2 separate regions of the Homo sapiens genome follow, and region 2 is linked to region 1. A link is a loop called in an ENCODE intact Hi-C map of the cell type or tissue named here. Cell type or tissue: mucosa of descending colon. All regions are shown on one strand. Links, peaks and the distances in the headings refer to the core of each region. The heading gives the core; the rest is flanking DNA.

Evidence for each region. Peaks named below come from ENCODE experiments on the same cell type or tissue, not always from the same donor. Only the 100,000 strongest peaks of a DNase experiment are listed, where the experiment ranks them.
Region 2: a loop joins it to region 1, with 3 times the contacts of the local background. A loop is called at or near these places in 8 of 110 quality-filtered maps.

Annotation. Positions count from the first base shown.
Region 1 is chr9:38,208,544-38,221,110 of GRCh38, forward strand. The region is part of intron 1 of LOC107987064 (a long non-coding RNA gene); the gene reads right to left. Among named protein-coding and RNA genes, the nearest start is that of SHB, 150 kb to the left of the region's middle. RefSeq lists a silencer at 3,355-3,555 and an enhancer at 5,344-6,224. In mucosa of descending colon, for the core only: no CTCF peak of the experiment used is centred there; no DNase peak of the experiment used is centred there.
Region 2 is chr9:38,270,699-38,283,265 of GRCh38, forward strand. No RefSeq gene overlaps it. Among named protein-coding and RNA genes, the nearest start is that of ALDH1B1, 120 kb to the right of the region's middle. In mucosa of descending colon, for the core only: no CTCF peak of the experiment used is centred there; DNase peaks (open chromatin) are centred at 7,067 and 7,923.

The sequences.
Region 1 (12,567 bases), core at 2,764-10,763:
TGTGGTAGAGTGCATGGATGGACCTGACTCTCCAGTCCTCCGTATAGCCATGAACTTTGTCATATGACTTGGCAGGAGCTCTCACTGGTTCCCCTCCTCTTGAATCTAGACTGGGTCATGTGACTTTGTTTGGTGGACAGAATGAGGTGGAAGTGACAACGTGCCAGTTCTGAGCCCAGGCCTCAAGACACCTTGCATGTTTCTTTCCGTGCTCTTGTGCCTCTGTCATTGCCATGAGCAAGACATGCCCAGGCTGGCCCAGCAGTTCCAGGAGGAAGACAAGACATATATGGAGAAGAGCCAAGTCACTTCAGCAAGGCCCAGCCCAAATCAGCTAAGCCCCAGCCAACCCCAGATGCATAAGCCATAAATGCTGATTGTTGCTTTAAGCCACTGACATTGAGGTTGCTTATTACATGGCGGAAGTTGATGCCTCATTCTTCTATTTAAACTCCAGCACTGGTCCACTGATCCCCTGTGGCTTGAGGCATAAAATCCAGGTGAAATCTTCCACCATCTTGGCCCTGCTACTTTTCTCTTGGTGCCTCCATATCTCCCTTTTTACTTTATACCTTAGCAATGACCCCAAATGACTTGTAGCTCTTCAAATGCATCATGCTGGTTCACCTTTCTATGCCTTTGCACCTGGTATGCCCTCTGCCTGGAATGCCATTCTCCTCTCCTTTGTCTGCCTAGGAAATTCCTACTCATCTGTCAAAACCCAGCTCAGGCATTGTATCAATGTACTCTCCTCTCCCCTGAAGTAACTCATACCCACTTTTCTGAGATGTTTGGATGCCATATATCTATATCTATATATCTATCTGTATGTATATCTATAAATCTATTGTTACCATATATGACATGGTATTATGAAGTATGTTCATTTCCTTTTAGTTTTGCCCATTGTATTAGTCCATTCTCACATGGTTATAAAGAAACACCTGAGACTGAGTCATTTATAAAGAAAAGAAGTTTAGGCTGGGCATGGTGGCTCACACCTGTAATCCTAGCACTTTGGGAAGCTGAGGCAGGTGAATCACTTGAGGTCAGGAGATCGAAACCAGCCTGGCCAACATGGTGAAACCCCATCTCTACTAAACATACAAAACATTAGCCAGGCATGGTAGTGGGGCCTGTAGTCCCAGCTACTTGGGAGGCTGAGGGAAGAGAATCACTTGAACCCAGGAGGTGGAGGTTGCAGTGAGCCAAGATCGCACCCTGCACTCCAGCCACAAAAACAAATGAACAAACAAACAAAAAAGACGTTTAATTAGCTCACGGTTCTTCAGGCTGTACAGGAAGCATGATGCTGGCATCTGCTTGGCTCCTGGAAAGGCCTCAGGAAACTTACAAACATGTCAGAAGGCAAAGGGGGAGCAGGCACTTCACATGATGAAAGCAGAAGCAGCAGAGTTGAGGGGGTGCCACACACTTTTAAGCAACCAGATCTCACAAGAACTCACTCACTGCAAGGAGAGCACATAGGAGTTGTTGCTAAACAATTCATAAGAAATCCATTTCCGTGATCCAGTCGCCTCCCACCAGGCCCCATCTCCAACACAGGGACTGTAAGTTAACATGACATTTGGGTAAGGAGACACAACCAGACTATATCACCCATATTTCCCACCTATAGACTGATTTACTTTAGGACAAGGGCAGCTTTAATGTAAATGTACTCTTAGTGCCTAACCCAGTGCCTGACACCAATAATGCTTGATGATTAAATGAAGGAGGACCTGAAAAGAGGGAGCATCTGAATTGGGCCTTGACCAAGTGGTAGGATTTGGACACAAAGAGATGGGCAAAGGAACTCCAGAGAGAAGGTACAGTGTGAGTAAATTTCCAGTACAGGGGCTGGAAAACAGGAATGACATGATTTCATTTTGGCCCAAGCTTTTGATAGAGAGTAGCAAGAGCTATAGTGATATGTGATTAAAAAAAAAAAAAAAAAAAGAACTCCAAAAACATATGTAAAATGAATATTATCTTTCCAGAAGACTCATCCACTAGGAAGAGATGCAAGGCAATGTCTTACCCCAAAGCAAGATAATCTATGAATGGGTAGCTGATGAGATGATGGGGCAGAGCGAATACCTCCAGGACCCTCAGGGCCCTGCTGCTGTGTGCATCTGCCTCCTGTGAGGAACTTCTTCACTTGTAAACTCTTTCCAGAGTGTTACAGGCATTGAGAAGTCCAGCATCTCAGGGGTTAACTAGAGGCCTGTCTCTGTACCCTTGGGTGGTAGAAAATGACCCTGGATACTGTCAGGTGTAGCTTGGCCCCTGCTAGGAGGCAAATCCCACTGCTTTCTGGCTGGATGAATCTTGTCCCTTGAGGAATACTTGCAAAAATGGTGTTGCAATATAAAGCAGGGATGCTTAGTCCTCCATCCTTGGTCCCCACCACACAGAGAAAGGAAGGGGCTGGCCAGGGGTTTCTCCCCGCACAGGCCTTTCCCCTACCAGCTGCCTCTGCTGTTGCAGAGCTCTTTAAAATATTTAAACATCTTCATTATGGCGGGTTAGCCTTTTAAAGATTAACACTCCTCAATTATAAAAGCAGAGATATGTATCTTTGCTATGTCACCCCATGCCACCTTGTACTGGCCACTTCATGGCTTTTATCCCTTGGATCTATGATTGCCTAGTTACTTTCTGTCACCCCTACTGGGCCACAGGCTCCAGATGGCAGATAATTGGCCTCCACAGTTCACCATAAGATCCCCAAGGCCAGGCACTGGGCCTGGCCTTGGAAAATGCTTAATAGACATAATAGACAGTTGTTGAATAAATAAACTTGTAAAGAGTTCAGAAAAGAGAAGCTATGCTTGCCTACTACCCCAACAACCAGAGGGACCACTGCTAACATTGTCATAATTTTCCTTCCATGTCTTCTTTTATGCATGCATATATTCTATACTTTTGAATGAAGCTGTACTTTTTTTTTTTTTTTTTTTTTAGACGGATTCTCACTCTGTCGCCCAGGCTGGAGCGCAGTGGCGCAATCTTGGCTCACTGCAAGCTCCACCTCCCAGGTTCACACTGTTCTCCGTCCTCAGCCTCCCGAGTAGCTGGGACTACAGGTGCCCATCACCACACCCAGCTAATTTTGTTTTTGTATTTTTAGTAGAGATGGGGTTTCACTGTGTTAGCCAGGATGGCCTCCATCTCCTGACCTCGTGATCCGCCTGCCTCGGCCTCCCAAAGTGCTGGGATTACAGGCATGAGCCACACGCCCGGCCTGAAGCTATACTTCTTAATGGCATTTCTGCCATGTCATGAAAATTATTCACAAATACCATTTTTAATGGCTGCTCGATTTCCCATCATATGGAGACACCCTATTGTTGACTATTTATGTTGCATCCAATTTTTCACAGTTCTCCCAGAATAAGTATCTGGGTTGGGAAGGCATCCTTTTGCATTGGTTTTTGCTTATTTTCAAATGATTTTATTAAGCTAGACTTCCAGGAGAGGATTAAAATATATGAGCACTGTAAAAACTCCTGGAACATCTTGTTAGCACTGCTGCCCAGAAAGACTGGACCCGTGTCCCTGCTAGGTTTTATGTCAGAGTGAGCTGAGAAACTCAATGAGGCAGTCTGGGATAATGGCAAGTCACCGTCCTGGGCATATGAAAACCTGGGATGAGGGAGGACTTTGAACAGCCCCTCCCTTCTCTATGCTTCAGTTTCCTTTTCGTGCACTGGAAGGACAAGTATTGTGCTGCCTCATTCTCAGTGCTACTGTGTGAGTCCAATGAGGGGATACTTGGGACAAGGCTTTGACAGCTGAGAAACTTGGTTCTTGTTCTTTTTATTTTATGTTAAAAGGGACTAGCGTAACCAAGGGACTAACATTATTGAGGCAAACAGCATCTTCCCGAGAAATGGTGACTGCTTTTCTGTCTGCAGAACTGTGACCTTTTGGGAGACAAAAGATTTCAGTATTCATTGTCTTCTCACCCTTGATTGTCCTGCTGGGGTAGGTGGGGAGAAGAAGGAGGAGTAGGGGAAGACGACATTGACATCGGATCTGCAATTCCTGAGTCACTGGAGAAAAATGAACTAGGAGAAAAAGAGAAAGTTGCTACCAGAACTTTGGAAGAATTATTCCATGTGCTGCTCCCTCATGCATCCACTGACCCTAGGTGGGTCCCTTCTCATTCCCAAGCCTCAGTCTTCCCTCTGCATATTAAGGGCTCAGACCAGGATCCCTAACCAGCTTCCTCTGAGAGCCTGAGTGCGTGAGGCTGGGACAAGAGAGAGGGCTGTGAATTGATCTCCTCTGCACCATCTGCTGGCCTAGTCAACCTCTCAAGCCATCCCTGGTCTCTGGGCCTTCCTGGACACTAGAATCTCCCATGAGGATGTCAGTTTAGACTGACTTGAGGGTGAATTCACCTGGTGCAGAAGGTTGGGCTTTTAGATCCCTTTGTTGCAGCCTAAATCTAAGAACCAAATCTGAAACACTTCCTGTTCCTCCCCGACCCCATCAGTACACTCGAGTCTCTCTGACATGATGCCGCAGGCCCTCCATAATGTGGCTACAATCAACTTCTTGATAATAAGAGTATTTCTACTCCAGGTAGTTGTGAGGACCACACAGTACATGTGCATAAAGCATTTAGCATGATACTCAGCCAGCACATAGTAACCACTCAATAAATGGCAGCTGCTATTAGTTATCACTACCACTGTGACTTACTCTCTTCTCCCTTTCCTTTTCTCCAATGCCTATCCTGGCATGTGGCCTCATGCCCTTGTGTCTGCACAGCCTTTCCCCTCTGTATGGAGAGACCTCAATTCATGTCTCCCACTTTGTGCCCATTTTGGGGTGTAATTGCTGAGTGGAATTGCCCACCTTGGGAAGATGGTCATTTCTTGCTGCTTTTCTTTCCCCCAAACTCATATGGTGGAATTTGCTTATGTCTTGAACTTATGGTGTGACTCCACTGTAGGGGGGACACAAGTGCTCAGTCAACAAAGGAGTCATTGGCTCTAGGGGGTCTCCCCACTAGGTTATGAGCTATTGACGGCTGAATCTGGGTTTGTCCTCCTCTGCACCCATAGTGCTGACACCATGCTTATACATAGGCAGTTTCAGAAAAATCCATGTATTTAAAACAGATTTCTAGAACATCCATCAAGTGTCAGGCACTGCTCTGGGCATTGTGGATAGGATGGTAACCAAGATAGACACACGTCCCTGCCTTCCTGAAGCATGTATTCCAACTGGGGAGACAGGAAAAAGAACAATAAATGACTTAGTTAAACACTATTTCTCTTTGTCTGTTTCTATGTCTGGAGGAATTTCCTTTGCATTGGGAGGGTGTGTTTGTGAGAATATGTTTGGCTAGTTTTTAGTAGCCATATAGGAAGAGTACTCAGGAAGCTGAGGTGGATCTCAAAGAGATGAGCAGTTATCCTCCAGAAAAGGGAACCCAGGATAGAACTAGAGGTCAGTGACAGCTAGTGCCACAGGGCAGAGAAGGGAAAGACGGTGTTGAGGTGGTTTTGAATACAAGTCCTCCTCTGAATGGCTCTAGGGCACATTCCAAATTGCAAGTGCTGATTTGCAATGGAGCTGTTTTTCACTTGGACAACTTTATATATTGTGCTCCAGGGTGAACAACAACAGGGATGTATTTACTTAATGATGTGGGGAAGGGCAGCCAGTAAATAAAATAATCACAAAGTGTGACAAGCACTTAATAAAGGGGCCTGAGATGAGGCTGGAGGAAAGGCAGGGGCCGATTAGGCTGGGTCTCAAGACTGTGGTGAGGGGCTTGGACTTTATTTAGAGTGAATCAAAGACCAGGGGAGAGTTGGGATCTGATTTTGCTTTAAAGATCACTCTCACTGCCATGTGGAGTCAGTTTGATTTAATTGAATCAAATATTTCTGGAGAGCATCCAAATAAATTGGCTTCTTGAAGCCATCACCTCCCCCTGCTGAGTTTGACTAGCTCCTGGTAGAACTGGGGACCCTAATTTCCCAAGGAGACAAACATCCAATTTCTGGTTTAGATTTGCATTAGAAAGAGACCTTAATTACTCTGATCTCTAACACCTCTGAGGAGCCGATTTGAGCTTTTCAGATGCAAAGAGTGTTAATTGGCTAAGGGGCCCAGCTGAGCTGAACCCTCACCAAGTGGGAAGGGGTAGAGGAAGGAGAAGGGGAAAGGGGTTGGAGAGAGGAGGGGACACCTCGCATTTGTCAGGTTTCCTGGAGATCTGAAGGGGAGTGTGAGGGGAATTGATACCAACAGTTTGCCCACTTTCGATCCTTCAAGTCTCCTCCCACTCTTCCTTCAAGATCCAACTCACTCCCACTGTCCCAGGAAGCACCCCCGCCCCCCGTCCCCACTCCCACCCCCGGATTTCCTTTACCGCTTCCTAGGCGGACAGTGCCTCCAGGGACTCCTGGTTTCTAATCATGGCCCTTGGATGGCCCTTCCACTTGGAGGGCAAGGCTTCTATCCCTTGCAGCTTCATCTCCTTGCACAGCCCAAGGTGAGTGCTCGGAAAATGTGAAATGAATGAATAATAAAACAAATGATAATGTTAATGATAATATAATAATAAAAGCCACCACTTATGTAGTGCTTCCCGTGATTCTACACTGCTGAGTCTCAGAGTCAGAAAGCATTTACTCCTGCTCTCCAATTCCTGCCATAGCCAATCTCCAGCATAAATCACCATTGATGGTTATGTATTTATCTGTGGGATTGTTTAATACTAACCTCCTCCATGAAGACAAAGAACCCCTGCCTGTTTTGTTCACCACTCTATCTGCAGTGCCTAGCCCAATGTCTGAACCTAAAAGGCTCAATAAACATCTGTTGAATGAGAGAATGCTTGCATACATCCAGTGATGGGAAGTTTACTCTCTCCTAAGGAAGTCTTGCTCATGTATGGTTCCTTTTCCTGTTAGTTCTTCCTTTTACTGAAGAACTAACATTCGTTTCCCTGGAGCATCCATTTAACACTGATGCCTGGATTCTCTCACAAACAGCTTGCCACCTGCCCCTACCCCACCACCACGGGGCTGCAAGGCTATGATTTATAAATGTTTCTTTCTGTATGTCCTGTTCGCTTGCTATATGTGCCTGGTCACTCCCTCTGGACACAGTCCAGATGGTCCTGTTTCCTCTCACAGTAAGGCCTGATAAATATGTAAAGATGAGACTCTCACTTCCCATGTTCTAGGAATTACATTTCTATAATGCAACTCTTCAAATGTAGTTGCCTCTACTCTGTTTAAATAAAGATATAAGGCACCAATAAGGAAGATGAGTTGACCAATTGAGGTCTTTTCTACAGGTGTAGAAAATGTTAATGGTGGGTATATGGGGAATACAACTTTTTTTTTTTAAGTGAAAGCAGGTTTACAAAGAAAGTACGGGGTATACAAATTTTAAAAGTTGTAAAACTTTTCAACTTTTTAGTACGTTTGAAATTTTTCAAAATAAAATGTTGGAAATAGGAAAAATCCAATAAAGTAATTAAAATGGAATACTAAAAAAAATTAACCACAAAAAAGACAAGAAAAACAGAAAAAAAGAACAGGACAAATAGACAGCACATAGCAAAATGGCCATTAAAGTCATGTTAAATGTATTAAAGTAATGTTAAATGTAAATGAACTAACCATTTCAATTAAATGGCAGGAATTATCAGACTGGTTAAAGGAATAAGAGCTAATTTTCTGCTGTCTACAAGCAATACTTAAAAACACAAAGACATAGGTTAAAAGTAAAAGGATAGAGATTAGGCAAAAGCACTAATTATGAGAAAGCTGGAATGGCCATATTATCTGATGATAACATAGACTTTGAGACAAGAAGTATTATCAGAGATAAACACACTTCATTACAAAAAGTGGGTCCAGTTCATGAGGACAATAAAAGAATGATAAAATTTTTAACACATATAATAATAAATGTGAATGTGGGTAATAACAGAGCTTCAAAATACATGAAGCAAAAACTGACAGAAATAAATGGAGGAATAGATAAATCCACAACCATAGTTTCTATTTTTGTTTTTGTTTTTTGAGACGGGGTCTTAATCTGTTGCCCAGGCTGGAGTGCAGAGGCACAATCACAATTCACTGTAGCCTGGTAACTCCTGGGCTCAAGCAATCCTCTTGCATCAGCTTTCTGAGTAGCTGGGACTACAGGCACATGCCACCATGCCCAGCTAATTTTGCCATTTTTTGTAGAGATGGGGTCTCACTATATTGCCCAGGCTGGTCTCAAACTCCTGGGCTCAAGTGATCCTCCTACCTTGGCCTCTCAAGTGCTGGGATTACAGGTGTGAGCTACCACCTAGCCCTACAACTATGGTTTTTATGCTCTCAGTAATTGATAAAACTGTTAGAACAAAAGTAGTAAGGATAAAGATCTGAACAACATTATAAGGCACTTTGACACCAAGAACTGTATGTAGAATACTGATTTTTTTTTTTCAAGAACCCATGGAACGTTCATTAGGATAGACCATATGCTGGTTTTCAAGTGTAATACATTTTAAAAGATTGAACATTTATACAATGTGTTTTACAAATAATGATGAATATGAAGCTACAGATTGAAGAAGCCCAATGGGCCCCAAATACAAGAAACATGAAGAAAATGATATCAAGGCATGTTATAATCTAAGAGCTCAAACCTTTTGATAAAGAAAAACTTAAGCCAGGTGCGGTGGCTCACACCTGTAATCCCAGCACTTTGGGAGGCCAAGGCAGGTGGATCACCTGACGTCAGGAGTTTCAGACCAGCCTGGCCAACATGGTGAAACCCCGTCTTTACTAAACACAAAAATTAGCTGGGCATGGTGGCAGGCACCTGTAATCTCAGCTACTTGGGAGGCTGAGGCAGGAGCATCACTTGAACCTGGGAGATAGAGGTTGCAGTGAGCCAAGATGGAGCCACTGCACTTGAGTATGGGCAACAGAGTGAGACTCAGTCTCAAAAAAAAAAAAAAAAAAAAAAAAAAGATAAACGAAAACTTTAAAAAGCAGCAGGAGCTGGAGCCACAAGAAGAAACAAAAAGGAAAAAGAAAAGAAACAAGAATGACACCTCTGAAGGACTGAAAGAGAGAAAAGTCTGTCAACCTAGAGTTTATATCTCAGCAAAAAGATCATTCAAAAGCAAGAGCAAAATAAGAACTTTAAAAAATACATAAAAACTGAGGGAATTCTTAGTTGGCACACCACACTATAAGAAACACTAAAGGAACTTGGTCAGACAGAAGGAAAATGACACCAGATGGAATCATGAATTAATGGAAAGTAATTAAAAACATTAGAAATGGTAACTGCATGGTAAACAAGATTTTTAAATATTATTTGAAATTCTGTTAAAGATAATTTACCGTTAACATGAAAATAATTGCAATGCAACATGGCATTTATAACATGTAAAAGTAAATGCATAACGAGACAAATGTTGAGAGTGGGGAAATGGAAATATTTACTATTGTAAGGTTCTTTTTAAAATGTTTTCGTTTTTAATTTTTGTGAGTACATAATAGGTCTATATATTTATGGGTTACATGAAATATTTTGCTATAGGCCTGCAATGCGTAACAATTACATCAGGGAAAGTGGGGTATCCGTCTCCTCAAGCATTTATCCTTTGTGTTACAAAACAATAGTTTTTTAGTTATTTTAAAATGTACAAGTAAGTTATTTTTGACTATAGTCACCCTGTTGTGCTAGCAACTACAAGGTTTTATTCATTCTTTCCATCTTTTTGTACACATTATCTATCCCCACTACCTCCCTGCCTCTGCTACCCTTTCTAACCTCCAATAATCATTCTTCTACTCTCTCTCTCCATGAGTTCAGTTATTTTAGTTTTTAGCTCCCAAAAATAAGTGAGAACATGAGAAGTTTGTCTTTCTGTGTCTGACTTATTTCACTGAACATAATGACTTCCAGTTCCATTCATGCCATTGCAAACGAGAGGATCTCTTTCTTACGGCTGAATAGTACTTCATTGTGTATATGTATCACATTTTCTTTATCCAATCATCTGTTGACGGACAGTTAGGTTGCTTCCAAATCTTGGCTATTGTGAATAGTGCTGTAACAAATATGGGAGTGCAGCTATCTCGGATATACTGATTTCCTTTCTTTTGGGTATATACCCAGCAGTGGAATTGCGAGATCATACGGTAGCTCTACTTTTGTTTTTTTTGAGAAACTGCCAAACTGTTCTCTATGGTGGTTGTACTAATTTGCATTCCCACCAGCAGTGTATGAGGGTCCTTTTTTCTCCACATCCTCACCAGCATTTGTTACTGCCTAACTTTTGAATAAAAACTATTTTAACTTCTCATTGTAGTTTTGATTTGCATTTCTCTGATGATCAATGATGCTGAGCACCTTTGCATATGCCTGTTTGCCATTTGTATATTTTCTTTTGAGAAATGTCTATTCAGGTTTTTTGCCCATTTTTAATCAGATTAGTAGATTTTTTTCCTATAGAGTTGTTTGAGCTCCTTATATATATTCTGGTTTTGTTTTGTTTTGTGTTTTGTTTTATTTTGTTTTGTTTTGAGATGGAGTTTCACTTTTGTCGCCCAGGCTGGAGTGCAATGGCATGATCTCAGCTCACTGCAACCTCTGCCTCCCAGGTTCAAGCGATTCTCCTGCCTCAGCCTCCCAAGTAGCTGGAATTACAGGTACCCGCCACCATGCCCAGCTAATTGTTTGTATTTTTAGTAGAGATGAGTTTTCACTATGTTGGCCAGGCTGGTCTCAAACCCCGGACCTCAGGTGATCTACCCACCTCAGCCTCCCAAAGTGCTGGGATTATAGGCGTGAGGCACCGCGCCTGGCCTATATTCTGGTTATTAATCATTTGTCAGATGGGTAGCTTGCAAATATTTTCTCCAATTCTATGGGTTGTCTATTTACTTTGTTGATTGTTTCTTTTGCTGTGTAGAAGATATTTAACTTAATGTGATCCCATTTGTCCATTTTGCATTGGTTGCCTGTGCTTATGGGTTCTTACTCAAGAAATGTTTGCCCAGCCCAATGTCCTGGAGAGTTTCCCCAATGTTTTCTTGTAGTAATTTCATAGTTTGAGGTCTTAGATTTAAGTCTTTAATCCACTTTGACTTGATTTTTGTATATGGTGTGTGACAGGGGTCTAGTTTTATTCTTTTGCATATGGATATCCAATTTTCCCAGCACCATTTACTGAAGAGACTATCCTTTTTCCAAGGTATGCTCTTAGCACCTTGTCAAAAATGAGTTCACTGTAGATGTATGGATTTATCTCTGGGTTTTCTATTCTGTCGCACTGATCTATGTGTCTGTTTTATGCCAGTACCATGACATTTTGGTTACTATAGCTCTATAGTATAATTTAAAATCAGATAACGTGATTCCTCCAGTTTTGTTCTTTTCGATTAGGATAGCTTTGGCTATTCTGGGTCTTTTGTGGTTCTATATAAATTTTCAGAGTGTTTTTTCTATTTCTGTGAAGAATGTCATTGGTATTTTGATAGGGATTGCATTAAATCTATAGATTGCTTTGAGTATTATGAACATTTTAGCAATATTCTTCCAATCCATGAACACGGAATATCTTTACCTTTTTTTTTTGTCTTCTTCAATTTCTTGCATCAATGTTTTATAATTTTCATTGTAGAGTTCTTTCACTTCTTTGGTTAAGTTAATTCCTAGGTATTTAATTTTATTTGTAGCTGTTGTAAATAAAATTACTTTCTTGATTTCTTTTTCTGATTTTTTGCCATTGGTATATAGAAACACTACTGATTTTTTGTATGTTGATTTTGTATCCTGCAACTTTACTTCCAAGAGTTTGTTTATCAGTTCTAATAGTTTTTGGTAGAATCTTTAGGTTTTTCCAAATATAAGATTATAACATCTGCAAATAAGAATAATTTGACTTCTTCCTTTCCAATTTGTATGTCCTCTATTTCTTTCTCTTGACTGCTCTAGCTAGGACTTCTAGTACTATGTTGAATGAAAGTGGTGAAAGTGGTCATCCTTGTGTTCCTGATCTTAGAGGAAAGACTTTCAGTTTTCCCCATTCAGTATGATACTAGCTGTGGGTCTGTCATATAGGTTTTTGTTTTTTGAGATGCAGTCTCGCTCTTTCACCCAGGCTGGAGTACAGTGGCACAATCTTAGCTTACTGCAACCTCCGCCTCCCAGGTTCAAGCAATTCTCCTGCCTCAGCCTCCTGAGTAGCTGGGATTACAGGTATGTGCCACCATGCACAGCTAATTTTTGTACTTTTAGTAGAGATAGGGTTTCATCATATTGGCCAGGCTGGTCTCAAACTCCTAACCTCAGGTGTTCCACCCACCTCAGCCTCCCAAAGTGCTGGGATTACAGGCGTGAGCCACCATGCCAGGCCCATATACGGTTTTTATTATGTTGAGGTATGTTCCTTCTATCCTCAGTTTTGTTTTAGGGTTTTTATCATGAAGGGATGCTGAATTTTATCACATGCTTTTCCAGCATCAATTGAAATGACTATATGTTTTTGTCCTTCATTCTTTTGATATGATGTAT
Region 2 (12,567 bases), core at 2,742-10,741, 62 kb after region 1:
CCTTTTCACTGTGGGAACTGCTTTCTTATCCCAAGAAAACTGAGGTTGCCAACCCAGCTACAGCACCCTCATTTCAGGTGAGCTGAGGTTCTGGGTCAGTCATTACGGTCATGCTATTGGTACCATCTCACAGGCTGCAGGTACTGGTGGCCAGAGGTAGTGGTTGGCACTGAAGACTAAAACGTAATCATCCTGGGTGATTCCTCTCAAGCGCTTTTTAATGTGACTTCAGGGGGTTCCAAGCCCAGAGCAGGTCGACTTTCAATTCAGGCCCCTTAGATTTGAGTTATACCATGACCTAAATTACGTAATTTGAGTTTGCAACACCCCTCCCCTCAACAATTGTGTTGTACCTAGTTTCATCCAACTTATCACTTTGTGCAATACCAAATTGAATTCCCTATTTTTTTCTTTTTGACAGGGATATCACTTATAACAAAATTTAAAATAACACCTGATTGGATTCTATCTGACTCCATGCCTTTCTTTGCCTGGCTTGATGGTCAGTAAACTAACTCTCTCTCTCTCTCTCACTCTCATATATATATATATCCCTATATAAATATGTAAAATCTATCTATATAGATATATAGAGATAGATTTTATCTCTATATATCTATATCTCTATATATCTATATAGAGATTTTTTTTTAGGTGACACGGTCTCCCTCTATCCCCCAGGCTAGAGTGCAGTGGCGTGATCTCTCCTCACTGTAACCTCCGCCTCCCGGGTTCAAGTGATTCTCGTGCCTCAGCCTCCTGGGTAGCTAGGATTGCAGGCGTCCACCACCACACCCAGCTAATTTTTGTATCTTTAGTAGAGATGGGGTTTCACTATGTTAGCCAGGCTGGTGTTGAACTCCTGACATCAGGTGATCCGCCCACCTCAGCCTCCCAGAATGCTGGGATTACAGGCATGAGCCACCGAGCCCAGCCATCAGTAAGCTATTAATTTTAATGACGTTGCATGAAAGGTGGGACAAACCAATGGAGATATTGTGGTGGGCGTGTTGGTCCCTTTAAGAGAGCCTGTGACAGGGTGGAGTTGACTGACAGTTGAATCTATCATAGCATTCACCCCAAGGCCATGCTTCCCAGGACTGCTCCCAGCTAAAGACTCAGCACAGAGGGATACAGGTGCTGGCTCCTTCCTGCCTACTACACAATTCCTCTAACAGGCTACCTGTCTTTGGTAACTTTCCCTGGCCAAGACCTTTCTCGAGTTGCATGGTATCTGATACTCTTCCTTCCTGACAATCTTTCCTTCCCATTCTCCTTCCACAGGTGTCAGACCTGCATCATTGTCTGAAGGCTCTCCCCACCTACTCCTACTCCAGCACCCTTTCTCCTTCACAGGTGTTTCTCCTAATACATCTCTTGCACATTGGACCCTATCCTGGTGCCTGCATCTTGGAGGCCCCACCCTAGCAGAAGTAGAGTGTCAGAGAGCAGGCAGTAGAATGATGGGCTTTGGGGCCCCACTTCCTCACTGACTGGCTGTGTTAAGGAGGCTTCCATCCCAAGTGGGACACGTGGAATGTGGGACATTGATAGTCCTTGGCACAAGGTGGTGGCCCAACTGCTGAAAATTTCACAAGTGGTGACTTGGGAAAATGTCCCAGTGGAGAATAACACCCTGGATGGTACAATAGTACACATACTTGAAGGAATAGAGGGAACAAGGCCAACAAGAACTGTGGATTTGGCTGGGTTTGACAAAGGTGTGACACCCTGCAGAGGGATAGTGAGAAATTCAGGGCATTTAACAAACCGTTAAAGGCTGAATGTGAGAGCCTGAGCTGCCCCTTTGGTAGAGCACAAAGAAATCATTACCTTTGCCATAAAACCAGACTCGGGACTTGATAGAGTTGCTGAGGGCCATAGATGTTTAGATGTCCAGGGAAGACAGGTCTATTAAGCTAAGGTAGGTCCTGGTTAGGGAAACATAAAATCTTGAAACATGAGTGGGGACCTCTGGGAGATGTCTGCAAGAATCTGCAGGGTCTGTAGACCCCTCCTGAACTGCCAGCATTTCCAGAGGTGGCCCACCTTTCTGTAGTAGGAGCTTGCATTTCCTCCTTGTAGGAAGACACTGCAGAAACCTTGCACCCCCCACACCAACCCCTCTCTCCTCAAGGAAGCAGGAGCCCTGTCCTCAGGAGCTGCTCCCCCTTTGTCAGGCTGCTAACCAGGATTAAATCCTAGAACTTGGCTTGGGACGTGCTGAGTCTGATAAGGGAGGAAAGAGATTACACCTCAAAGGAGGTGTGAGAATTAGCTAGCATGTAGCATGAGAAGCCAGGAGAGTAGCCCTGGGATTGGATTTTGGGGGTGCTTGACCAGGAGGCTGGAACATGTGACTAAATAAGAGATAATTTGTTGACCTGGGGGCACTTTTTTGGGACACTGAGACTTAACACCCCAGCAAGGACTCCAGGGTTAGAGGCAAATTCATTGCTAGGGTGGCTCTTAGAAGAAGACTGGCAATGCTGATGGACAACCTGAGCAAGGTGAAGATGCTGGAGTTACCTTGGCAGGTGGTAGAAGGAGGGTTCAGAGGCTCAGGGAGGTGAGCATGCTGGAGTCGATATCTTATATGAGGCCGGAAGATCCACCCGAAGATTATGTTCCATGGGATGCCCCAAGGACTTGACATTCACCAAACCATCAGGTTTTTTCTGGTGACTGGAGCATCCACACCCCTAAGTGGTGGCTGTCCTCTGCCAACCAGGGTTGACAGGAGGACAGGCAGTCACAGAGCTGGGTTTGTAGACAGCCATGAACATCATAGGCCTTGAAGTAATAGAGAGGCCAGGTGGTAGCACTTGTGGGGTGGTGATGCAGGCAATATGGTAACAACCAGCCAGACTGGAGCTTCCCACCACAGGAAGTTGTAGCAGTGTAAATAGAACATAGGGTCTATTATGGACGGGATGTGTGTTCCCCCTACCATATTCTTTTGTTGAAACCCTAACCCTCAGTGTGATGGTGTTGAGAGCTGAGACCTTTGAGAGCTCATTAGGTTCAAAGTCATGAGGATGGAGCCCCCATAATGGGATTGGTGCCTTTATAAGAAGAGGAAGAGACCAGAGCTCACTGTCTTTCTGCCATGTAAGGATACATCAAGAATGCAGCCATCTGCAAGCCAGGAAGAGGGCCTTCTCCAGGAATAGAATCAGCCAGCACCTTGATCTTGGACTTCCCAGCATCCAGAACTGTGAGAAGTAAGTGTCTGTTGTTTAAGCCACCCAATCGATGGTATTTTGTCATTGCAACCTATGATTAATTTTAGGTGTCAACTTGACTGGATTGACGGATACCCAGATGGCTGGTGAAGCATTGTTTCTGGGTGTGTCTGTGAGGGTGCTTCCAGAGGAGACTGAAGTGTGAGGCAGTGGACTGACAGAGGAAGACCCACCCTTAATATGGGTGGACACTCTCTAGTCAGCTGGGGGCCTGACTTGGACATTCAGGCAGAAGAAGAGGGATTCTCTCTCTCTCCCTTCTGGAGAGACTCTTGGACTGGGAAGTCCAAGATCAAGGTGCTGGCTGATTCTATTCCTGGAGAAGGCCCTCTTCCTGGCTTGCAGATGGCTGCATTCTTGATGTATCCTTACATGGCAGAAAGACAGTGAGCTCTGGTCTCTTCCTCTTCTTATAAAGGCACCAATCCCATTATGGGGGCTCCATCCTCATGACTTTAAACCTAATGAGCTCTCTTTCCTCTTCCAGCCCCTGGACATCAGACTCCAGATTCTTTGGCTTTTAGACTCTGGGACTTGCACCAGCATCCTCCAGGGGACTGTCTGGCCTTTGGCCTCGAACTGGGGCTGCATCATGGGCTTCCCTGGTTCTGAGGCTTCTAGACTTGTCCTGAGCCATGCTACCAGCATTTCTGGTTCTCCAGCTTGCTGATGGCCCATCAAGGGACTTTCTCACCTCTGTAATCATGTGAGCCAATTCTCCCTAATAAATCCCTTTTCATATATCCTATAGGTTCTGTCTCTCTGAAGATGAATACACAGCCCAAGCTGACTAAGAGAGTGTACTTAGCAGTAAAATACACGGGCAGCCCACAAAGGTGCTGCTTAACATCTCCTGTAGGAAGAACACATGAATAAAGGAGCAGGAGGCTAAGGATGGCCCCCTAGTAAGAGGGCATGCTTACTCACTCGGTTCATAGGCATGAGCCAGTTTTCATATCCAGAGTCCATTGACCCAGGAGGAGGCTAGTCCCTAGGGAAAAGGATTCCAAAACACCACAGCAAGTATATACTGTGATGACTCCGCCATTTCTCCTCCAAGGGATCTATGCCCACTTACTCCAGTGATTGTACACTGTGGAGCCCCACACGCAGTCACACAGTCTCTATTGCAACTACTCAATTCTGTCACGGTATGAAAGCAGTTGCAGACAAAACATAAACAAATGAGTATGGCTGTGTTCCAATAAGACTCTATTTATGGACACTGACATTTGAATTTACATCATTTTCACATGTTACAAAATATTCTTCTTTTGAGTTTTTTAAATGCTTAAAAATATAAAAATCATTCTTAGCTTTCAGGCCATACAAAAATGGGCAGTGGGCTGAGTTCACAGGCCATAGTTTGTCAACTCCCATTCTAGTGTGTTGACATTTGTCAACATTTTTAGTTTAAAAAATGAGTATTACAGTCAAAGAAGCTGTACCCTGCTGGGGAGTCACCTTGATCCATGCTGCTCAAGTTCACTCCTGCTTGGGGACAAGATCCTTTGCCTGTGTCCTCTTTCCTGTGTCTCAAGTTCCCCCCCAATCTTGTTTTTGAGCTCTCAAGAAATCTGGAATCAGTTAACTTCATAAACTCTCTACCCAAGTAAGGCTGAATCTCACTATATTATTTGAAGCATTACTGTTCTTATCCGTCCATCACAACCTCCACCACTGCCTCTCACTCCTTAAAACCAAGTCCTGGGCCTTGCTTTTAGATAACAAAGGTCTAATAGTGTGTTTTCCCAAACAAAGCAATCGTCCACTAAGGTGAATTTAGCGTTCATCTCTAAAATGCAATGACTCTGGCAAGCAGCTTTTAGAATAATAAATTTAATCCCCACTGTATATGACCAACTTGAATCTTACCACAATCCTATGTGGATAGAAAATAAGGAAATTGAGATGTTGTGAAACTGTGTAGAGACCTAGCATTAAGCCAAACACTTCAGTGGATAGAAACTGGTTTGGTTAAACTGGAACCATAAAACAATGTGGGAATTGCTGTCTTCACTCTTACTATTCTGTATATAGAAAGTGATTCCACTGACCTGAGGGTTGCAAACTCAAATGTCATCAGATGCCCGATAGAGTAACGTGAGTGACCAAAAGGTGCCAGGTGTAGGAAAATAGGAGATGTTGGGGAATGGGCCAAACTGGGATGTGCATTTCCCATCAAACACTTTTTTTTTTTTTTTTTTTTTTTTTGAGACACAGTCTCACTCTGTCGCCCAGGCTGGAGCGAAGCAGTGCAATCTCGGCTCACTGCAACCTCCGCCTCCCGAGTTCAAGCGATTCTCCTGCCTCAGCCTCCCAAGCAGTTGGGATAACAAGTGCCCACCACCATGCCCAACTAATTTTTGTATTTTTAATAGAGACAGGGTTTCCCCATGTTGGCTAGCCTAGTCTCGATCTCCTGACCTCAAGTGATTCACCTTCCTTGGCTTTCCAAAGTGCTAGGATAACAGGCGTGAGCCACCACGCCCGGCCAACACTTTCAAAATAAAAATATACCCTTGCATAACAGTATGCTTCTTCAATAAAGCACATCCATGGGACAAATCCAAGCCGTGGGCCATCAGTTTGCAACCTCTTGTCTGTCCTTGCCGTTTAGCTAACTGGTTCATGAACAAGGCTGTGAAGAGTGGCATCCTGAAAAGTCCCCCTTTGAAATCTCCAGATGCAAATCCCTTCATGGTAAAGACCAGCAAAATGAAGCCCAGGACAGGGAAGGGACTTGCCCAAAGCAATACAACCAAACTGTTGTAGCAGAACTGGGATTTGAACCCAGTTCACCTTAAGTCCCAACCCAATGTTCCTCCTCTCCCTCACCGTGTCTATCTAAAGGAGCTTAAAACTGGAGATGTTAATGCTGGCAAAGTGAAGCCTGTAGCTGCTAATTCCGGCTGCATCACTTAATTCATCCACCAACTGGCCGAGTGAATGAAAAATGAATCAGCTGGCATTATGAGTAAGTGGCACTCAGCTGCTTTCTGCCGGCCAGAGCTGCCCTGCATCTGCAGGTCAGACCCCCATGTGGAATTTAACCATTAGGGCCCACATGACTGCAGGCAGCCAGGCTGAGGAGGGGGAACGGATACTCACAGACTCAGGGTTTCTTCCGGGGCTCAGAGCCGTGCAGCCACCTCCCCACCCTCCCATGTGAGACTGAGATGATTTAAATATCACAACCACAGGAGCCAAACACACGTTTCAATGTCACCCCAATTAGGGGGATTGCAAAGTTGGATGGGCCCTCGAGGGAAGCACCGGCGACACCTGCTAGATGAGAGAACAAGGGCCCCGTTGCCATGGGGGTGCAGCATCCAATGCCTCGACTCAGGAAAATGGGAACTTTGGGGTCCATCTGTGCTGAATCTTGACAAATCCCAGCCCTTCTGTTGGCCACTGCTGACAAATGGACAGATAGGATCCCTACTGTGCATATTGGACGGGGTTCTTGTGAGAAATGAGGCACAGTGAAGGTGAAAATACTATGTGAATAGCAAAGCAGTAAAACATCTTTGCTGTTACTATGAAGCGTCCCTAAGGTAGAAGTTGAATGGGAGGGCTAATAGAAATTCTTTTTAAGGAGTAGGGTACTATTACGGTTGTAGTTACTACTGTTTCTACCTAAAGGGCTCTATTCTATGAGAGAGAGACAGAGTCTCTCCACATAGCCCCAGAGGCACAGTGAGAAAGTTGAGCCATGGGCAGTTCAGGCAGCAATGGAGGAAGACTTTTATACAGAGCTATACAAAGACAGAAGGGAGGGACACAGGAAGCAGTGAGCATGCAATCGCTGGGCGTGTCCAAGCTAAGGCTGGATTTGTCACTGATGCTGTGAGAGCACCCAGGCATCTGATGGAAGGAGGAAATTTCCACGGAATCACCTCTCGGGTCCCTTTCAGGCCTCATGCACTGAATTTCAGATTCTGTTGGAGGTAGGGATAAGCGGATGGGAATAAACCAAGAACCTGGAGCTGTGGGTCCAGGCCGGGCTCCATCTCAACTTGCTGGAGCTCTCCCCTCCCTCCTCCCCAAGCCCCCTCCCAGGCTTCGCAGCCTTAAGAGGAGTGGCTTCACCAGATCAGTGCACCTGGGGTTCTTCCAGTTGCAAATGCCTTTTCCAGTGGCCTCTCATGGAATGCCATGTGTTGAAGTACGGGGACAGAGTTTCTTGTTCCTTCCCTCCTGGTGACCTTGATGGTCCCTTCTTGCAATGGAGGGCTTGGAGGAACAGAGTTTGGGAACCATGGCTTGGAAACAACCCCCTTTTGTTGGCTCTGGCAGTGCCTGAACTTCCCACAAGTATTTGGCTTGCATTCCAACATCACCTGGTAAAACAGGGCCCCCTCTTCACAGAGTCTCAGTTTTGTCACCCAGAGACAGCCCTCTCAGGGCCTGAGCCCCTGTTCCTCCCCCATCCTCACCTCCTGGGCCCTGAGAACTGAAGATGGGAGTGTGGATTTGCACAGGAAATGACTTGATTAATGTCTCTGTCGATGTCAGAGATGGAGGATGAAAGGAGGTTGTCAGAATTATGAAAACATGCCCGCATCCCTGGGAAGATCAGTCCCTTTTGATATCCTGGCCTTGCAATTAGTCTGTGGGGAGCCAGGGCCCTGTGATTCCTGAGGTGTCCTAACCATCTCGGCTGTCTTTGCCACGGCAGCCTGCACTTGGGGCAGGGAGTGGGAGGGAGATGCAAATCAGGTTTGATAATGCCAGTTCAGCCCCTCCCTCTTTCCCTCCCAGTGCAATACACACTTCAATCTCCTGTTTATAACTTCCTGTTTTGCAAGTGATCTTGCAAAGGTGATCTTCAGAAAGGTGAGGACAAGTAATACCCAAGATCGCAGGTGAAACTGAATTAGCCTGTTTGCATACCCATTTCTCCTCTGTGAGCTCCTTGAACACAGGGATGGTGCTTGTCTCAAAGATGGGCACTGTAGGGGCTCCACCCACACCCCTCACATGTCTTTTGCTGGCTCTGTGGACTCCCCTGCCTGCTGTGTGGTTTTGCTCTCAATGGGCTACACACCTGTGACTCCTTCAGCCACCTGCCCAGGCTACTGGAAACTTTTCCAGTAAACGCAGACAGACTGAAGTACCTGGGAATTAAACTTTCCCTCAGCTAATGGCTGGCAGGTGTGGGACTGTGATGCCTCACTCCCTGATCCTGGCACAGGACATCCTGAGGCTTAACTTACACTGCAGAGTGCTGTGTGTGTCGGCCCGAAGCTACCCTCTGTGGGACTCCCTTGCTTGGCTTCTTCCCTCCCTCTCCTGCTTCCACTCCCTTACTGGTTTCCCTGGGAGGCACCTTCTTGATAAATCACTTGCACATGAATCTTGTTACAGGGACTCCTTCTGTGTCCCTAGCACCTGGGACTGGCCTGATTAGGGCTCAGTGATTGTGGTGAAGCTATGGAGAGGACTCTGGAGATGAAGCCGAACTCCTCATCCCGAAGATGAAGAAAGTGAGGCCTGATCTAGAACCTTGGTTCACGACCCTGGCCTCCAGACACTGTCAAGAGAAGGAATTCAAGGCTCAGTCAGAATATAGTGAAAGTACAGAGATTTATTGCAAAGCAAAAGCATACACTCAAGAAAGGGGAGTGAGGGTGTGTTCAGAGAGAGTCACTTAAGGGGGGTTGTGGTTTCTAACTTTATGGGTTTCTTTAACCAACGGGTGGAGTATCCATGAAGATTTCTGGGAAAAGGTGAGGACTTTTTGGAAATGTGGTGCCACCCATTTTTACGCTAAATATGGGTGTTCCAGAACTGTTATGGCACTGGTGGGTGTGTGATTATGTTAATGAGCATATAACGAGGTCATTGGTGAAACTGAGGTCAAATCCAGCACCATGTTGGGTTGAGTCGTTCTTAACCAGCTTGGCCACATCCTGGTTTTCAGGGTCTTATTGGCCCAAGCTTCTGCAGCTATTTCAACAGTTTCCTTTTTGTTATACAGCTATTTCAACAGGGGTGTGTGTGTGTGTGTGTGTGTGTGTGTGTGTGTGTGTGTGTGTGTGTGAAACTGCTGCCTGGAATTTTCTCCTATGACCACCTTGTATTATTTCTGTCTCATTATATTAGTAACTGAGGCAGAAAGTGTTGAGAGCCTCAGGAAGTGAAGGCAGAGGTCCATGAGGGCTTCCAGAAGGGAGAGGTCTCAGCCAAGGTGGGGAGGTAGAGAAGCTGGAGAGTCTAGATTATATTAGGGAAGCAGGGAAGAGTGAATTGATCAGAGTCTTCACAACTCAGGTCTGATGGGACATCCCAATTTAGAGGACTTCTTTATCACAATGGCTAATCAATGGGCTGGGTACCAGAGTCTGGGAAGGTGGCCTCTGTAGGTGCGGGCTCCCTCCTACCTTCCCAGTGTCACCACAGGCAGGTACTGGATCGTATAAGGTTAAGAGGAAGCCCAACCCCCTGAGACTCCCTTCTTCCCAGGTTTCTTCCTGGGTCTGTCTGTCACTCCTGCCTGAACTCCTGCAGCTCCCTCTGCATCTGGATGACCACCTGCACGAGTGTGGGTACATCTCTTCCCATCTACCTGTGGGATGAGGAGTTGCGCTTCATCTCCAGGGTCCTTTCCATAGCTTCACCACAATCACCCACATCCCCATCAGGCCCTGTCCTAGGTACTGGGGACACATTTTGGGCAAAAGCCTGACAGTGCCCAGAAAAGGAGGAACTGCTTCTGCATCAGATAGTCTAGGGGTAGCAGGAAGACGACATTCGATCTGGGCTTTAAGGTGGAAGAAACTGCCTGGTCAAGAATGGTTGAGCTCAACCTGGGAGGAAAAATGAGCAGGTACAAAGCCTGGGGAGTGGGAAAGTCTGGCTGTGCTCCCTAAGGCGAGGGTGGGTAGAAGAGGGGCTGGGAGGGGGTTGGGTGCCTACTTTGACCATTCTAGCTGAGAAAAGTGAAAAGCAAAAGACGTGGATAGGAAGCTGCATGGCTAGGAAACCTCTTCTCAGAGTGCGTGAAAAGGAAGAAATAACCAAAGAACAAGCCACACCTGGGGGCACCTGGTGATTGGGCTCAGAGGAGGGGACAAGTTCTGGCCCAGCTCCATCACTAACCGCCGGCATGAGTGTGGGGACATCCCTTCCCCTCTGCCAGCCTCAATGACCGCAAATCTCAAGGAATGTCCAATGAGACCTCAGTCTCAGGCCCTATTCCAGGCTGTGGGAATCCTGAGATGAATGAGGCAGTCCCCACCTGAAAGGAACTCCTAGGCCAGGGGAGAAACTAGGGGGAGAAAGATGCTAAATGGTCCATTTCAATATCATGCAGTAAGGGCCAGGATCTGGAGTGAAAGGAAGGCTGGCTCGACCTGTTTTAAGTGGGGACCATCGGCACTGGGGATGTGAGGCTGGGGGGAGATCATTACACTTCTGGTTTACAGGTGAAATCCCAAGTCCCACTGTAGCAGCCACCTGGGCCACCCAGTAGTCTTCGGGGTTGGAGAAGATAAAACATTGGATCAGTGGTTCTCAGAGTCTGTTCCCTGGGGCCAGCAGTATCACGAGCACCTGGGAACTTGTTAGAAATGCAAATTCTTGAGCCCCTCTCCAGATGTGCTGATCAGAAACTCTGGTGGTGGAGCCCAGCACTCTGGGTATTCTGTAGCCCCCAGGTGCCGGATACATGGTAGAGTTTGAAAGCCACTGCATACAATGATAATTGTCTAGTGGCTTGAGGGTTTGGTAATCAGTGGCTGGTATTTTCAGCTTGTAGCAGGCAATCAGGTGTTATTGATTAGTTCAATAGGTTCTGGACTTTGTTTTATTTCACTATCTACTGCTTGATTTATTAATCCAACTGTTATTGACTTCTGATCCCATGGCACATCCCTTCTCCTGGCTCCAAACATAAGGTGTTTGCAAGCACCTATTTTGTAGCTGAAGCACGGGCCTTAATGTTAGTTGGTCTCAGTTTTCCCTCCTGTGAAATGAGCTGGGGAGTTGGCGGCATGAGTTCAGAGGATCTGGGTGCTGGTGACTGTTCTGAGGGGGCTTATGAACTAGTCTTGCCTTGTGGCTGGTGGGGGCAGAGGCTGAGCAGAGGGCAGAGGGCAGGCAAGGAAGCACTAGGGACCAAACACCAGCTCTGCCACAAGAACAGCGCAAGCCACGCGCCGAGTGCATACAGAAGGAGCAGAGCTTCATTCTAACGCGGCGGCGAGGTGCCTGAGTTCCCTGTGATCTCCATCAGCCCCACGAAGCCACCCCAAATAAACGCACAATCTAAGCAAACCCAGTGAGTGAGTTGTGCAAACACAGCTTCCAGACAAGTCTCCCAGGACCAAGCTTCCTGCTCTTTTCAATATGGCACTGACCTTAAGCCCTCCTGTGGAAATTCTGGAGTTGCCGCTACTGAGGGATCCTGCCACGGCTTCTGGGAAGAGGGGGCGTAACACAGAGGCCTCAGGAGGAGAGCAGAGGTCTTCCAGGCAGAAGGAGCAGCTTGAGCAAAGGCATGGGGGCCTGAGAAAGTGGTACACACTCTGAGGGGCAGTGAGAAGACCACTGCACTGGCACATGAGGCATAGGAAGGAGGGTGGATAAGGCTGAAGGCAGAGCAGAGAAAGAACTGTAAGTGCCCTACATTTATCTTCTAAGCCATTTTTTTGCTCTACTTCCTTAGCAGCCAAATGCTTTTAAAAAATGATGGCTTACATCAATCCTTTATTATAAAACAGATCATAATGGCTAACAGCCATTGACGACTTTCTCTATGCCTTACATGGATGGATTCCCTAAATTCTCACAATCTCCCTAGTCCACAGTCAGTATAGCCAGGCACGTGGTGTGGTGTCACACCACTGTGTGCTCAAGCACTTACCACACAGAGCAGAAGTGGGGCTGGGGGCTGGCACCTCTGGCTCAGACATCCCTTCCCCCAACAGGGGGGCATCAGGCTCTTCCTTGTGACTTGGTGGCTCCAGGGAGAAGGGGTTCAGACTGGCGTTCTGATCTGCCCGGGGATTTTGAAGGAAAGAACTTGGTCACTGTGTGGAGAGAGAGGGATGGGAGAGGGAGGGAGAGCACAAGGGTCCCACTGAAACAGAAGAGGGCTGCGCAAGGCAGAGGCAGGTGCCAGTGTTGGGGCAGAGTCCCAAAGGCCTTTTTACAGCCCATTTTGTTCCAAGCCCTGGCCTGGAGGTCAGGGATCCAGCCTCTAAGTCCAATCCTGCCGCTGACTCTCTCTGTGGCCTTGAAAAAGACCCCATCCCTCTCTGGGGTCTGTTTCCCGATTGTACCATGACTGGGTTGGACTAGGTCAGCAGTTTCCAAT